Regions from separate parts of the Homo sapiens genome. Here region 2 is linked to region 1. A link is a loop called in an ENCODE intact Hi-C map of the cell type or tissue named here. Cell type or tissue: mammary epithelial cell. All regions are shown on one strand. Links, peaks and the distances in the headings refer to the core of each region. The heading gives the core; the rest is flanking DNA. Region 1 has its middle 110 kb from the start of TENM3-AS2. Region 2 has its middle 260 kb from the start of TENM3-AS2.

Evidence for each region. Peaks named below come from ENCODE experiments on the same cell type or tissue, not always from the same donor. Only the 100,000 strongest peaks of a DNase experiment are listed, where the experiment ranks them.
Region 2: it touches region 1 in a loop (10-fold over the local background); 2 of 110 quality-filtered maps call a loop at or near these places.

Annotation. Positions count from the first base shown.
Region 1 is chr4:181,934,137-181,943,057 of GRCh38, forward strand. It overlaps a transcript of TENM3 not described here. Among named protein-coding and RNA genes, the nearest start is that of TENM3-AS2, 110 kb to the left of the region's middle. In mammary epithelial cell, for the core only: a CTCF peak has its summit at 5,186; a DNase peak (open chromatin) is centred at 5,235; H3K27ac peaks cover 440 bases.
Region 2 is chr4:181,565,322-181,574,242 of GRCh38, forward strand. It overlaps a transcript of TENM3 not described here. Among named protein-coding and RNA genes, the nearest start is that of TENM3-AS2, 260 kb to the right of the region's middle. In mammary epithelial cell, for the core only: a CTCF peak has its summit at 4,415 (motif pointing right); no DNase peak of the experiment used is centred there.

The DNA.
Region 1 (8,921 bases), core at 276-8,275:
TTGAAGTGAAGAGTTTAATGGACCTGATAGAGGGTAAGGACATGCCATACCTCAGTTGATTGCTTCTCGATTAGGACTCACATTGCTATCCCATTCTTCCTTTTGAGTATGACTTGAGTCTGTACAGTGCACTACATAAATGATTTTCCATGGCTTTTTAAAAGGCGGTGCATATTAATATTTTAAACTGAAGTAATTGCTTCTTGCTCAGCAATGGGTTTCATTTATGAGTGTTTATCCTCAGCAAATGGAAAGTATGGTTAATCTAAGTTAAAAATGGGTTCTTTAAATAGCTCTAATTACATTCTGTTTATATTTGTATGTATTAGACACTTAAGATTTAATCGGTAGCAGTTCTAACAAGCCATAATGTTTATTAGCTGGTTTTAAATTATTGTTATGGATGGGACTGGAATGAGAAAATAAGTGATTTGCCTACTATCAAACACAGTAAATAAAAGATGGACCAATGCTTAAAAAAGGATTTTTAGCATAACTTCAAATTTTAATATAATTTATGAGAAAGAGGTCATATTAGGTCAATTCTTTTTCTTTTTTCTTTATTTTTTAAACTCTAACAATAGAAAGAATGTGGTGTCTAATGGCATAAGATTAGTGGAATTTTTGTTTTCAAAAATTATTAAGATCCTAGTGTTCGAGTACTAGAAAAGAAGGGACTAAATTTTGCATTTTAATTCACATTTATTCAGAAGGAAAACTGACATGAGACATAACATGTTGATTTTTTAATGAAAAAAATTGTTTTAAGTTGATATGATGCTAGCTTGTCTATTTAATTTGCTTAAACTCTATATTTTGATTAACCAGAAAAGACTTTGTTGGATTCTGCTTCTTCCCTGAGAAATTTATCCAAGGACTTCCTCTAATCTTTGAAGAAAACTTCTGAATTACACATGGCTCACACATAGTGAATTAGGAAACTCACAGTCATTTTATTGACATTTAATTTTCAACTTGTTTTATTGTAATTTTCAAGATATGCAAAATGAAGTATAATTCAAAAGACAGTTTATTAATAATAACACCTGTATCTCTATGGAACTAAAAACATTTGTGATTGTTTTCAAAAGGCAATAGTATTCCCAGAAAAGAAGTCTGTAGAATTATTAGTGTCATTTTATAAATAAGGAAGATGAGACAAACATTACAACTTCTTTACAATGTGAAGAACGTAATCGTTTCATCTCCACCTTAAGCTCTGAGCTCTGTCCCTAGAGCTATAAGCCACCATAGCCTGCTAGGCTAGTTCTTCTTTTGCAGAAACTCTCATTCCTCTTTTGTTTTCTATTTCTGTTGCTACTTTCTAGAGGATGTCCTTGCTACCTTATGCCTGAAAATAAAGCCTTGCTAATTCAGTCTAGTCTCTCTCTGCCCAGCTACCGGGCATCACTATGGCACTTGTCCCCTTAAGCACCCACAATCATGCCACTCTTCACTCTCAAAGCTGCCAAGAGGTGACCTCTCTCTATTGGATACAAGCCCACATGGCTCATCTCTGCATGCCGGGCACTCCTGGATCCTGTGCCTTTACCAGGCCTTCCAAACTTACCTCCCAGTGGTCTGCAAAACTCTCGAATCCCAGCCAAGCCTCATGTCCATCTCAGGGTTTCCCTCCTCTGCACCGATGCCTTTCCATTTTCTTGAAGCGCACTCTACCGACATCGGGCCTTATGGAAATCTCCCCTATTCTTGAAGCCTCAGACAAACCTCATTTCCATTATAGTCGCTTTCCAGATCTGGGTTCCGAATGCATTTGTTTTATATCATTCATCTGTCATGTATCCTATTTACCTCATAGCATAAATCTTCATATCCTTGTTCATATCCAAGCTATGTAACTCTAGCTTGGCACATAATAGGTACTCCGTTCATATTTGTAAATAGATATTTATTACGGGATTAATGAATGTTGCTCAGTGCTGAGTGCTTTATTTTGCATAATTAAGAATCAGGGCTGGATGCAGTGGCTCACACCTGTAATCCTAGCACTTTGGGAGGCCAAGGTGGGTGGATCACCTGAGGTCAGGAGTTCGAGACCAGCCTGACCAATGTGGTGAAACCCCGTCTCTACTAAAAATACAAAAAAAATAAGCTGGGCATGGTGGTGTGTGCCTGTCGTCCCAGCTACTCGGGAGGCTGAGACAGGAGAATTGCTTGAACTTGGGAGGCAGAGGTTGCAGTGAGCCAAGACTGCACCACTGCCCTCCAGCCTGGGCGACAGGGTGAGACTCCATCAAAAGAAAAGGAATCAGATGTGAGAGTGGCTGATAGGTAATATTTGAATTAATTAATTAGTTAATTACTTTGTAGAAATTGTGAGTCATCTCTTTCGCCTACCCTTCACACTCTTTCAATAACCATTTCTTTCTATTCATCATTTCCTGATTTTGTCCTATGTTGGTGCAAGATGTTGGTGCCAGCCATCTGGGGGTGAACAAGACAGTCTTTGTCACCATGAGTAATAGTCTTAGAGAATAGCAGGGAAGACAAACACAAACAATAATGGCAGTGAAATGTGTTGAGCGTTATGGCTGAGATTGACAGGAAATTATGGAAACGAAGAGCAGAGGACCTATCTGGCTTAATCTAGGGGACAGGAAAGACCTCCCTGAGGAAGTGAGCTTTAAACCAAGACCCAAGGAAAGCCCAGGACTAAAACAAGCAGAAGGGGAGAGCAGCAGGCCCCTATAATTACCAAGGCCCCATGCTAGGCTCTAGGCGCAAAGGGGGAAAAGAAAACAATGTTTCCTGCCCCCCACGAAGCTTTCATAAATAATAAAACAATTTGCAATAAGCACTGTGAAGAAAGCAAGCAGTGTGTTGTTGTAAAGAGGTAACAAGTGGGGAGAATGCCATCTAATTACATACAGTGGCCAGAATAGAAATTTTTGAAGAGATGCCACCTAACCTGTGATCTGCAGGATAAGAAGGAGGTGGCCCTGGGCAAAGCAGGTATGGGAGCATTCTAAGCGAAAGCACCAGCGTGTGCAAAGCTCTGACAGTGGAGAAAACTTGGACCATCCAGAGAAGAGAAGGAAGGCCAAGGTGGCTGCAAAGCTGTCAGTAGAGGAGGTAGCCTGAGATGGGATTAGCAAGGTGGCCTTCCCAGACTATGGAGGGCCTCCTAGGCCAAGAGGAAGAGTTTGCTTTTGATGCTAAGTGCATTGAGAAACCATTAGTGGGCTTTAAACAGGAGAGAGGCATGACCCAGTTTATACTTTAAAGTACAACTTCTGCAAGAAGATGATTCCTAGCGAGGGAAGAAGAGGGGCAGGGCATCTAGGCTGATGGTAGCTTAGCCATCGTAGGAAGAGTGACGATTGAAGTGGGAGAATTCTACATCCATATGGGAAGGACATTGAACAGGACACATGCATTGGATGCAGGGGATGAACAAAAGAGGAATAAAGAACATGAGGACAGACGTGATCATGACTGCACGAAGGCCTTTTGCTAACTTCTTCCTTCTAAGCCTATTTCTTTGCCCCAGTGCTGCTTCACACCCTGGCACTACTACAAAAGCTGAGAACTTTCTTGAATTCTTTACTATAAATTGAGTTCAGAAGACCTTAGAACAAGCTTGGAGGAAAAAATATGTGAACTCTGATGAATGCCAATGTGACTTTCAGTCTTGAACCTGGCTGCTCAGTTGCCCCAGTCATCTTTCTCCCAGAGTGGAAAGTTTTAAAAGTCTCTTCAAGCTGCCTCCATCCCCAGTGAAGAGACCATGACCCCACTTAAGATGTGATTTTCAGGTGAGCCTGAAGAGATGCCTCTGAATTAGCTCCTCCCTTTTCCATCCAAGGCTCTGTGGCCCTTCCTATATCACCAAGCCACTGAGGATAGCAGCTGGGCCACACAACAGTTTCACCCCTTGCCGATTCTCAGTTTTTATCATACCTTGGCTCTGGTTGTATGAATAAGTAATTTCAAGTAGATCTTAATGTGGAACTAAGCTAGTTTGATTTCATGCTTGCTGCTACATGTGGCTAAGCTTATATTCTAGACATTATAACGTTTTATACCTAGAAGGAGCCTTAGCTGTCATGTTATCAGATGTCTTTATTATATAGATGAGAAAACCAAGATGTAGAAAGTTAAAGTCATTTGGGGCACGTCATAATACTCCAGAAAATCGTAACCTTTAGAAAGCTCTGTATTCTAATTCTAACCACATCTCTTACCAACTGTACTAATTAATTCATCTCTATACCCTCCTTCAATTTTCTTATTTTAAAACAAAGACAATAATTCCTACTTTGCAGAATAGTCAAGGGGATCAGAGATAATACACAACAAGCATATGATATTTACAAAACACTCAATAAATTGTCATTATTATATGTTCACTTTTCGTTGTCCACTGTTAAAGTGACAGTATCACTTAGTAGCCGATAAAGGCCTAAAACTCGTATTTCCAACCTAATGCTCCTTTTTATACACAGCATACAGCCTGATAGAAATTTTCATGAGTTCATGGACTCTTCCTCAGTCTATTTAGGAATAACAAACAAATGCATCCCCCACCTCGTGCCCATTTCGAGCCCTTTGAGAGTTTCTTGTGCCCTGGAGAATTAGGTACACAATTTGTAACTTTATTCAGCAGTGAAATGCCACTGTGGTCGCAAAAAAGCTAAAGCAATATTTCAACCCTAAGAACTAGGTCTGGCACCCAGAATAAAAGACTCTTTTAATAGGAAGAATAATCTATCAATTTTGTGAAAGGGCTTTTGGAAAAGGCTCAAAGTCCTACTGCAATATAAAACATAAATGGTACATTGTCCTAGTTTTTTGCTGGAAATTGTACGTTAGCACTAAAGAACAGAATTTCTTTTGCTTCAGTCTGCATTTTTAGAACATGCTATAAAGACAACTCTATTTTCTAGGGGTTAATAAGTAATGTAAGAAAAAAAAAGATGGCATGGATTAAATGAAGATAATAATTATAACAGTAATCTTGTGCACTTTTTCATACTTAAAGTATAAAAGAAAATTTGTTTCTACCCATGAAAGAAAAATCCTCTCCTTATTATTATTGTTCTATACACTTTCTAGAATTTTCTTATACTAAGATATGGTTATAATCCTAGTCCTGCAGGAAGGAAGGTATGTGTCTCTGTGTAAGAATGCCGGGAACTCGTTTCTGGTATCAGCCACTTGAGTGTGCTCTAGAATCGGCGTGTAGCCTGTCTGTTCACCAAAAAGGTGGTAGGATTCCTAGGAAAAGCTCCTGGAGATTTCAGAGTGATGTCCTCCATGGGAAACAGGCCAGGAAGATATAAATAAGAACCGCAGAGAAAGAGCTGTGGCTGTGATCAGCCTGTCGGTGTTTCAGTACAGTCAGGCGTGCCTGTGAACCTTGGAGAGAGGGCAAAACGGTAAGATCGGAAACTTGTGCCCTAAAAGCAAAACAAAATTGTTTTCTGGACCTCTTCCGTGATCTGTTTATTTCTCCACTTCTTTCTCTTAGTTTTAAAAGCTCCAATCATCTCAGCTGAACTAAGGGGAAGAATGTGTCTATTGTTGGACAGCTATATAAGGGGTTGGGGTGCGGGGCGCTCAGCACATGGCAGGGGCCAGGGTGAGTGGAGAATACCGCTTGATGAGAGAACCCCAAGGCGGAGAGGTGTCCGCTGCCTCCTCCAGGGTGAATCTTTTAGGGCCTTGGTTTTATTTTAGTCCTTTTATTAAAGCTAGTGTTCTTCAACAACCACTATTTCATTTCATTGCTTTAAATTATATTCTAAATATTCATTTCTTTTGCCCTGGTCTCCATAATAAAGACTTTCAAAATATCGTGACAAGCAATTGACTGAGTGGAGAAACACTGAAAGCTGGAGGAATTTAAGCAGAAATGCACGCTTTATGCACATGTTCTTTATGTTCTAGCTTAGATTCCTTCGGGATTTTTGCTGCACTATTTTGAAGCGAATCCATCAATAAAAAATAACAGTGATAATAATAACTTTGAAGTATGCTCAATGAAAATATAGCATCTCTGCATACACAAAGTGTCTTGTTTTTTATAATGTAAAGTTGGTCTGTCCCTTTAGAATATAAAATAAATAGTGCCAATCTCCCTTTTCTTCATGATCTGAACATTAAAATATTTTTTTACTTAGGAAATTTCAGCTTGCTTTACTAAAGGAATATTTCAAACATACAAGAAAATACAGATGTCCTCTAAACCAACTCATACAGTGTACACATATTTAGCTTCGCCAGAATCACTGATTCAATCAGTTATCTATTGAGTATTTACTACGCATTGAATCCTGCTCTACTGAAAAAAAAGTTCCAGTCCGGTGCAGTACATATGCTGTTAGGAGAACACAGGTAATAAATAATAACCATAATAAATAAACTATATAACATAATAGAAAATAGTATGTGTTACAGAAAATTAAAGCAGGGTAAAGGGAATTGTGAATCTCATGGCAGGATATGGTGATAAGACTGCAATTTTATGATAGGGTGGACTCATTGAAAAGGTAAATTTGTGCAAAGACTCCACAAAGGTGAAGTGAGCTAGGCAGATATCAGGAAACAGCACAAAGTCCCCGTGGTAGCCAGCCCTCAAGGTCAGTTTAGTGTGGCAGAGGAGTGACATGGCATATCTCTTCTTCTGAAATTTCACTGGGGCTGCTGTGTTGGAAATAGGGTAGAATTAGAGAAGTCTATGAGGAGAGTATTACAGTCTCCCAGGCAACAGTTAATGGCATCTCAAAACAAAGAGGTATCAGTGTTTGTGTTGGCAAGTGGTTAGATTCTGGATATATTTTGAGGATAGACCCATCTGAATTTCCAGATGAATTGAATACCGGGTGTGAGAAAGAGAAATCAATTATTTATTCATGGTTATCAGGCTGAATAACTGGAAAGATGGTGTAACCATTCCCCGAGCTTCAGAAGACTGCGAGAATGGGAATGGGAGGTGGAATCAAAAATTTAGATGTTACAAATAACTCTCAAAGGAGTTTGGAAATATTTACTCCTACTAGCCACGTATGAGATCATGTGTATCCCTCCATCAGAGTTCACTTCTATAATCTGAAAACTCGTGTCTTTAAATTCAGAAATACCCACAGTCCTTATCACTCAATACCACCTCTTCCTCATTCTCTACTCTCTCTTTCCAGAACTTTTGTTTGATGTTTTTTTTTTTTATAGCTATTTGGCTCTATTTCATCTATTATTACTTTTTCATTTCACTATGCTGCATTCTGGATGACTTCCTTAAATATCCCTTTTAAATTACAGTTCTTCCTACCTGTTGCCTGATCTGCTATTAAGCTCATTTGCTTTTTATTTCAATGACTATAATTTTCACTTATAAGGTTCTATTTGGTTTCTTAGATCCACCCATTCTTTTCTAGATGGGTGTGTTCTTTCTATCATTTGTTTTATCGCTTTAGTTATTTTAACTGAAGTTATTTTCTCATTTCTTTCTTAGCCTTACATTATGTCAATGACTTCAGATGCTAATTCATCTTTTCTTTTCATCTGATCACTCCCTCTCACTTGTGAATGATTTGCTTTCATCATTTACAGTTTTGTTGTTGTTGCTGTGGGGTTCCCGAGGGTGAGGAATATCCCTTGTGCCTGGGTTATGGACATGATTCTAGAGGTTTGGTTTTACCTTTTCTTTCCCTGCCAGCTCCAGTTGTTTCACAGGACTGACATGAGTGTCTCATGAATTGGAATGAGATTGTCCATATCATAAGTAAATATTTTAAGTTTGATCCCCACATCTGCATGTTGAAGAGGCTTGGAGTTAAAATTTCTCGCAGGAGACGCTTCTATCAGAACACCTAAAAAACAACAGGCTTCCCTGCCTCTCCCCTGGATAATGGACAAAAATTTCCACAAAAGAGGCAGCCCTTCCGGTGACCTGCTTTCGGCCGTGATCTTGGTTTCTGATGCCTTCCTGTGTGAGGACTCAGGCCGCCTCTTCTGGCCTGAAATGGACAGTCACTTCCTAATCTCTGCGTGCCAACTGGCACCAATTTGGTATTACCCAAAGGACTTTGGTATCAGTTGAAGATCTCTTTCTGTTTTTTTCACCTAGAAATTTCCTATTCTTTCTTTCCAGCATTGCTATGATGTTGGGCCTTTTTTTTTTTTTTTTTTCAATTTTTCATTACCTTTTATCCAAAATTATCAGTTTGGAGTTAGAAGCGGTTAAATAAGATTTGTGCAGCCGGTGGTGATATCTGATAATCTCTGTGACATATGAGGTCCTTCAGGCCTTCTAAGTGCCTAAAGGACCACTTACTTTCTAGACTGAAGAGAGGCCCAGAGTCCTGAGTGAGGGACCAGTGGGGTGGCTGTTTACCAACCAACACCCAAGACTTTCTTAGCCATCAGGGCAGCTATGTGGATGTGTATCAGCCAAATATCAGACTGCATATAGTGAGTTTTCTTTTCTTACTGCTCTCTGCACATAATTCATATTGTCATTTACAGCAATTAGATAAGGAGCTCAAAGGAAAAACACTACCCCGGGGATAAAAGACTGGGAAAAAATATTTGGCCATTAAATTATTCAAAGCAACATGAAACTATCTTAAAGTCTATTTAGATTGCTTTGTTTCATGAAATGAGGGAGAATGGAAAAAAATATTTTTAAATCTGAGAGTCAATTTCATGTCCTTACTCTGGTACAAAATAAAATACATATTGTAAAGGTACTTAGCATTATAGTTACTCACATTTTAATTAGTTCCAGGTACTTCAACATTTAATCACAATTTAAAAATCATTATATTCATACCTTTGATAATAGGTTAATAATATTGACATTGGCACTTATTTTCTAGAAATTATAAAGACAATCTTGGCATATTCAAAGAGGCACATAGATTATATCTGTAAGAATTGCCATTCAAATATTTTGGGAG
Region 2 (8,921 bases), core at 222-8,221, 370 kb before region 1:
AAAGTTACATGGACGTATTTAAACTCAGGTATTATGAAGAAACATACTTAGAGAATAAATTTTACTGGATGGTTACAATATTGCCAGATACTATGCTTAGTCTTAGAGATACATCAATCAGCAAAACAATTCTTGCCAAAAAAGTAAATCTTAGAAGGTGGGAAACGGGTACATAAAGTGATTAGTGTATAAGAAGTGCAATGGCGAAGTATGTGCAGAATATTACAGGGATGCGGACGAGGGCACGCAGCAAAGTCAAAAGCTGAAGGGTGAGTATCAGGGTGGCTCCCTGTAGAGAGAAACAGCTGAGCTAAATCTTAAAGAATGCATGTACTAGGTGTACACTTTATATATAATATCTTATTGAAGGTATTATCATGTTTGTGATTTTATTTCTATGTTAGCTAGAATGATTTCATGCTAGAGAATTATATTAGAAAAGTAGATTGCAATTAATCAATTTATTTTCTTACAAAAATCCATGATGTTAGTGCATATTAATACAAGGGAAAATCCTATGATTTATGGAAAGGAAGAATTACTGAAACCATTAATAAAGTTTAGACAGGTCCAGAATGATAAAGTGCGGAAGTAATCACAAAATGTTTGTTGAATTAGTTAATTTAAAGTGAGACAGAAATTAATCACATACACATTGTTCTAAGTTGGAAAAAAAGGAGATAGAAACCACATACTACTACATGCAGAATACAGCAGAGTCCAACTATTTCCACAAAAACCTAGTTTCCCCCAAAGAGGTTTATAGATGTTTGGCGAAGAAAAAAAAATGTTTTGTATTAAAATAATTTGGGGAAATATAAGCTTAAATAAAATTAGAAAGAGCTGCTTCTTTTGCAAGATTTTTTAGAACTTTTAGTATACTAAGCAATATCTCCCTGAAATTGTTGATCAGGAAATTGTTGCTTTCTCCAGAACACTTACTAATATGCAATCAAACTAGTGTTTCAGAAAAACTGTTTGAGAGATACTGACATGAGAATTTCAGGAGAAATTTTGGGAAAGGGAACTAGACCTTTGCCAATGAACTCAATGTCTTCTAAATACATGTTTGGAAAAATAAAAATCTTTATTACTAAGCTGAATCTCAATCTTGGGCTTCTATTCTGCTTGATTGAAGAGCTCTCTCTGTAATCAATGACAGGTAAGCTTGATTTCAGGATATAATACCATCAGTTTGAGATTTTCCTCTTTCCCACCCTTCTCAGAGGGGCATCAAAGTGCTGGTGAGCTTCTGCAGGATCTCGTAGCATTGGGATAGCACATATGGTTCTCATCTGGTAACTGTCCATGCAGCGACCAGCTGTGGTTTACACAGGCCCGTCTGGTTTTCAGCTGTTGTTATTCTTCTCTGAGATGTCTGCCTCTGCATCTGGCTCTCCAGCCGTGTGTTCACACTACATCCACCACAATGTCACCTCCTTTTGATTAAGTGACTACTTCAGGTCAGCCAACTCTCTCTTAGCTAATTTCTGTGCTTTACTCAAACTGTGGAAGAATTAGGCTGCTTCGCCACATCACTCTATGTCCATGAGAAGCTCGGCGAAGCTGCCTAAGACCAGCCCTGCCTCTAATAGTGCTTGGATGCCAACAGGTACCAGGAATTGTCTGTGAAGATGCCATCTTCCGAGACTCCAAATAGGGTTCTGGCCTCCCAGAGCTTACCTGGGCATGAAGTCATTCCACCCTCTTAAAGAAAAGCTAGGTGGTAGTGGGGTTGGAATATGAGGGATTCGTGCAAATGATCCCGCTTTAGACACCATACTCTGATCAATAAGAGTAGAAATATACTCAGTGAATTTTAATAGGTATTATCAAAGCCTGTGGGCAAAGTGGAGCATACCTAAAAGCCTATCTCTTCATCATCACCTTTAAGGATCACCCCATCACCTTCAGGAACCTTTCATTATAACTCCTTTTAAGTTCTGCGCCCTTAGTAAATTCTAAAGATTTAATTTATAATTCGTAAAATGACTTTTCCAAAAATATTTGCATATATTCTGTTCGTGTCTCTTGCAAATGTAGAAACTTTATCTTGACTTAGATACTTTTAGCAAAAATGTGAAGCCTAATTAGCACTATAACACTAACATAAATTATTAACTCTAACATAAATTATTTAATTACCACATCAGGCAGACACCTTCAAATGGATAACCTTGTAACTAAGCAATACTAACTTTCCTCATAGACAGTTTCTACCAAAACACCAAAAGTGATTTTAAAAAAGAAAATTCTGACCTTAGGGCTAAATAAACATGTTGAGGTGACTTCCTTTGTTTCTCAAACTGTATCTCTTTATTTAAGATTAAGAATAAAGCAGAAAAATCACAGTATGTGTATCTTCATGAACTAGAAGTTGATAACAAGTTCTTTTTTACTCTTTTATAGAGTAAAAGGAAACTGATATGTTGTGTATGTGTGTGACACATGAGGTCTTTCTACATATAATATTGGATTTAGATAAATACTATTACTGCTTACCGTACAGTTAAGGAGACTGAGGATCTGAAAGGCGAAATAATTAGTCCAGGGTTATAAAACTATGAAGTTGTGGAGCTCATATCTTCATCTTCTGTTGACAAAGCCCATAGCACCTTTGGCCAACTTACTTGTCAGAGACGTGCTTTCTAAGAGATGAAAACAGAAAAAAAAATCATATATTACATCAGAAAATAGGAAATGCATTGTGTTTCTTAAAATACGAGTTAAGGAATGATCAAGCATCTAGCAGTTTTTCTCATCCTTTTTTACAGTTGACAGGTTTAGAGCCTGTTTTCTCCATAGGAAGGGTTGTGGGTAGTCACTCATGCCAACTAATACTTTTTTTTTTTTTTTTTTTTGACAGAGTTTGTCTTTTCTTGCCCAGGCTGGAGTGCAGTGGTGTAGTCTCAGCTCACTGCAACCTCTGCCTCCTGGGTTCAAGTGATTCTCCTGCCTCAGCCTCCCGAGTAGCTGAGATTACAGGCGCCCGCCACCACACCCAGATAATTGTTTTGTTTTGTTTTGTTTTTGTTTTACTATGTATTTTTAGTAGAGACAGGGTCTCACCATGTTAGCCAGGCTGGTCTGGAATTCCTGACCTCAGATGATCCACCCCTCATCCTCCCAAAGTGCTGGGATTACAGGCGTGAGCCACTACACCTGGCCGCCAACTATGTCTTTTACTGCTACCATCTTGGGGTCCACGTATCCTCATGCTTCCTCTTGCCATTGCAGACCCTGTGTGACCCACCCCAACCCCAAGCAAACTCCTCAGGGAAATCTGGTACCTAGGACCTTTATTCCCCCTGGAACTGTCTTGTGCTGACCTATTTCTTTCTCAGGCAATAGAGTCCTCGCAGAAAATCTGATACTTTATTCAGCACTTTGGAGTAGCTGGCTTAATAGACTGTCCCACACCAACAAACAGATCCCACTTCCCTAATCCTTTCCAAGCTCCCACAGATCTTGCCACTCCCAAGAGCAGGCTCGTCACTCCTGTGACACAAAGGGCACACATAGGTCATGCCAAGGCACCTATAAAGTTGTAATCCTTTGGAGGATTAGAGGAATGAGAGACTTCCACTCCCCAAGGGTAGGGATTATTGTCTGTTCTGTTACGTGTGTATCCCAAAAGCCTAGAACAGTACCTGGAACAGAGTTGGCACTTAAAAACTTAATATTTATTGAATGCAGAGTAATAGCAAGGAGAAAAGTAATAAAAGGTTTTTGCCAGTGCAGTGGCTCATGCCTATAATCCCAGCACTTTGGGAGGCCTAGGTGGGACCATCACTTGAGCCCAGGAGTTCAAGACCAGCCTGGACCACATAGTGAGGCCCCCGTCTCTAAAATAAAAAACAGCAACAACAAATGTGAGGTCTCCCTGCTGCCCTGCTCTTTCTTATTGTGTCTGGTCCTCCGAGGTGAGAACATGGTGTGCCTATAGTTCACCACGTCCTTGTTTAAGCTTCTCGTTGATTTCAAGTGGACTATTTGACCACGATAAGCCTGGAAATTAAAATCTGACTTATTTATATTCTAAATCCTGTTACTATTATACTGCAAGTTGTTGAAAGTGTTGTGCCTTTGTGTGTACATTTTTATTTCCATAAGTGGATAGAATAGAATGTAAGGATTGTAGAATCTCTGTCATGGTAAGGTTCAGCCCATTTTCTAACTCATTTTCCAGCCTGGGGTTGTTTCCCCTTTTTGCACTGGATTTCTGTCTTGCATGCTAGAATTTACCTGGGTTCTCACTGATGAATACACAACCAGTTAAGAATCTGAAAGGTGTACTAACCCTGTAAAAGTTGTATAGGCCCTAAGGTGTAGGCCTTTTGACATTTTCTGTGGTGTGTGATTTAGCCAGCCAATGAAATAATTTCTGGTCTCAGGATAGTTTTTCATCCTGCCACTAGATGTCAGGAACAATAAGAGTCAGCTTGTATCTATGTTACAGAAAAGAACCAGGCTCCAGAACTGTTTTCGTATCTTTCTCAGGACTGACATTTGTGTATTTGATAAATACTTACTGAGTACCTACTATGTGTCAGCCACAGTTTTAGACATTCAGGAAGAATCAGGACACAAAACAGACAGTAACGGACCTAACTAAGAAAAAGAGACTTTGTAGAGTTAGGAGGTGTGTGCAGGTAAAAGAGAGTTCAAGACCAGCCTGGGCAACCTAACAAGACACCATCCCTACAAATGTTTCTTTTTTTTTTTTTTTTTTTTTGAGACGGAGTCTCGCTCTGTCGCCCAGGTCGGACTGCGGACTGCAGTGGCACAATCTCGGCTCACTGCAAGCTCCGCCTCCCGGGTTCACGCCATTCTCCTGCCTCAGCCTCCCGAGTAGCTGGGACTACAGGCGCCCGCCACCGCGCCCGGCTAATTTTTTGTATTTTTAGTAGAGACGGGGTTTCACCTTGTTAGCCAGGATGGTCTCGATCTCCTGACCTCATGATCCACCCGCCTCGGCCTCCCAAAGTGCTGGGATTACAGGCGTGACCTACAAATGTTTCTTAAAAAACGTATCCAGGCGTGGTGGTGCATGCTTGTCGTTCCAGCTGCTCAGGAGGCTGAGTTGGGAGGATCACTTGAGTTTTAGAGGTCAAGGCTGCAATGAACCATGATCACACCATTGCACTACATCCTGGGTGACAGAGAAAGACCCTGTCTCAGCGACAAAGAAAAGAAACAAAATGAACGAAGGAAAGAAAGAAAGAAAAGAGAGAGAGAAAAAAAAGAAAGGAAAAGAGAGAAAAAGAAAGAAAAAGAGAGGAAGGAAGAAAGAGAAAGAAAGAAAGGAAAGAAAGAGAGAGAGAGAAAGAAGGAAAGCAAGCAAGCAAGCAAGCAAGCAAGCAAGCTTCTGGTAGGCAGCGGAGTAGGTAAAGGCAGAGAAGCTTCCTAAGGGGAATGCCAACAGGATTGGTGTGAGTTGGGGTCCTCTCTGAGGCACACAAGACACAATTCGATCTGCAAGACATTTACTGGAGGCAACACCTGTGAAGGGAAAAGGGGATGGAGCGAGAGAAGGTGGTGAAAGCGCTCAAGCCTCCGTGAAGTTCTGACCCTGTGAAATGGGGGAAGGCAGGAGCACTGGCAGTGGGGAAGAAGTGTCTTACTGTTCAGTGTAGATCTGACGTCCAGGCTGATGGGAGACACTGAGCCAACGTGGCCAGCTGAGGTATCTGTCTTTTAGGAATGGACCTACATTTGTCCTCTGCTGTGCCATCGGGAGTGTTCTGTGGATTTATGGTCCCCCTGGGAAGGAGACAGTGGATTGAGAAAGGAAGTAGCCGGTGCTGTTCCTCAATTGTGTTCGCCACTGTGGGATATCTGAGTAGTGCATTTCTTAGTGTCTTCGGAATTCGAGGAAGCTGGAGGCGGGAAAGTAGAAAGGAAAGGGACAGAAGAGCAACTACATCCGTTTCCTAGATAAACTATTGCTGGGTCCGTGAACAGTAACAGTGGCCATTCATAAAATGCTATTGATTGTTTTAATTATTTTATTTTATCTTATATATATTTTTAAAGACAGGGTCTCACTCTGTTGCCCAGGCTGGAGTGTAGTGATGCGATCATAGTTCACTATAACCTTGAACTCCTGTGCTCAAATGATTCTCCCTCTTCAGTCTCCTGAGTAGCTGGGACTACAGGTAGTTGCCACCACAGCCAGGTAATTTAGAAAAAACTTTTTAGAAACTAGGTCTCTCCATATTGCCCAGGCTGGTCTTGAATTCCTGGGCTGAAGAGATACTCCTGCCTCAGCCTTCCAAAGCACTGGGATTACAGGTGTGAGCCACCGTGCCTGGCCCTGTTTTAATTATTTTATTTACAACATTTTTTGTTATTGATCATGAGTAAATACAATTAGATATGAATTCTATATTTTTGAATAATAATTAAAACAATAAAATCAGGCAAATCAGCTGTTCCCTCTAACACCAAGCTCTGTTTTTATTAGGCATAACTTACAAAGTGTTTTGTTCCATCCTTTATAGTGTATGAAACTTTTACTAGATTTATAACAGCACAGATTGCAGTTTCTTGGTATATCTATTAATGTCATCTTCTTTTTCCTTTTAGAGGAAAAAAGAAGGAAAAAGAGAATATATGTATATATTTCACCAATATGATTATAGGAATCTTTATAGTGTATATTGGCTCAAATAAGAAGCAGGCATTTTTATCGCTGTAGCATAGTTCATCTTATATTTTATCCTTAGAGATGCTGCAAAAAATTTCAAACGATAGATTAACCACTGTTCTGATAAAATATGAAATTAAACAAGTTTATAAGCATTTTTCTACTTAGAAACTTCTATCAGTTTTAGAGATTTGGTTTAGCAGTTCCCAAAGTTCGGAATGCTTGAGTAAAACTTTCCTAAAAACAAAAGTACTGAACAAATGGGCTGAGAATCTCATGAGAAGAAACCTGTCAAGATTCTCAGTCCTTCCTACAGGGGCTCAGGGAGAAAATCCCAAAGGTAGGATTTTTATTGTTAAGGCATTGACACATTTTCTTCTTTTGAGAAACATATGAAAAATAAGAAGATATATAAAACATAATAAACTAAAGTAGGTCTATATTCAGTTAGAAAAAGAAAAAAATAGTGTCAAATGTTTAAGTTTCCATGTGACTGCCTTACAACTGTGGTAGAAGCAATATGCTCCTTAAATAGTTTTTCTTTCTTTGATTTGAACTTGCTACTTTCTTACAGTTTCACACTTTTTTTTGTCAATGAGTACATTCCTTATTGTTTTACTTTATATTTTTATTTTGATGGAACAAAGTATGTGTATATATTTATGGGGTACATGAAATACTCGCTACAGGCATACAATGCATAATAATGACATCATGGTAAATGAAGCATCCATCAGCTCAAGCATTTGTCATTTCTTTGTGTTACACACATTCCAGTTATACTCTTTTAGTTATTTTTAAATATATAATAAATTATTGTTGACTGTAATCACTTTGCTGTGCTATCAAATGCTAGACCTTATCCATTCTATCTAACTATATTTTTGTGCCCATTAATCATCCCCAGTCACCCCACCCTTCACTACCCTTCCTAGCCCCTGGTAACCATCCTTCTACTCTCTATCCCCATGAGTTCAATGGTTTTAACTTTTAGCTCCCACAAATGAATGAGAACATGTGAAGTTTGTCTTCCTATGCCTAGCTTATTTCACTTAACATAATGACCCTCTGATTCCATCCATGTTGTTGCAGATGACAGGTTTCATTCTTTCTTATGACTGAATAGTATTCCATTGTGTGTAAGTACCACGTTTTTTTATCCATTCATCTGTTGATGGGCACTTAGGTCTCTTCCAAATCTTGGCTATTGTGAATAGCGCTGCAGTAAATACAGGAGGGCACATATCTCTTGATCTACTGATTTCCTTTCCTCTGAGTATGTACCTAGCACTGGGATTGCTGGATCATATGGTAGTTCTATTTTTAGTTTTTTGAGGAACCTCCATACTATTCTCCATAGTAGCTCTACTAATTTACATTCCCACCAAGAGTGTACACAGATTCCCTTTTTTCCACATCCTGGCCAGCACTGCCTGTCTTTCTTAAATTTTTTTTTTAAAGAAATATGAATCTTGATGTTAATGTATAAAGCCACATGACTAATGATTACTGTTTCATTCAAGAAGAGGATAATTATGTGGTAATAATGATATAAACTGTAAATCCTTGCTAAAAAGATATGAATTAGTGAAAGCATGAAATATAGAAAACGAATATTTAAGGAACTAGAACAAGGCTAATATAGTGTCACCTGGCAGAGATTTCTCTGTCTGTCTGTCTCTCTCTCGTCTTAATGCACAAATAATTTGCTGCCAAAATTTGAACCCAAACAATAACAAACTCAGGTTATATTAGAAAATCAATACTTTAATTTTTAATACATGTTTAGTGATTAAAATATTTTATTCTTTTAAAACAAAAACAGATAAGCATTAAAATTATACTCCTATTCACACCCTCTATGTGCTGAGCAAACCCCCTTGCTGGTACAAGTATATTCTTCAGAACAAACCTGTCCCAAATATCTCAAAGGACAAATTCATGGGATTCAGAGAAATGTACTTTCACAGGCAGCAAAAAAAATCCTTAAGATATCATACAGGCATAGTTTGCACACTGAGAAACTTAGAGATGTATTCATAAATCTTACAGAAATTGAGGACTCAGAAAAAAGTCCATTAATAAAATTGAAACTCCCCGAAGATTTAATATTGTGAAATACACAGTGAGCAGTTCCACAGCTAACTCTGATAACTGCTTTTATGTTTCTGTTCAGTTGAGGAAAAATCCTTTCAGGAGTTCCTACCTAGTCACTTCACTTGAGGTCTTGGCTATCAAGGAAGAAAAACAATCTCTTCACCTTCATATAAAT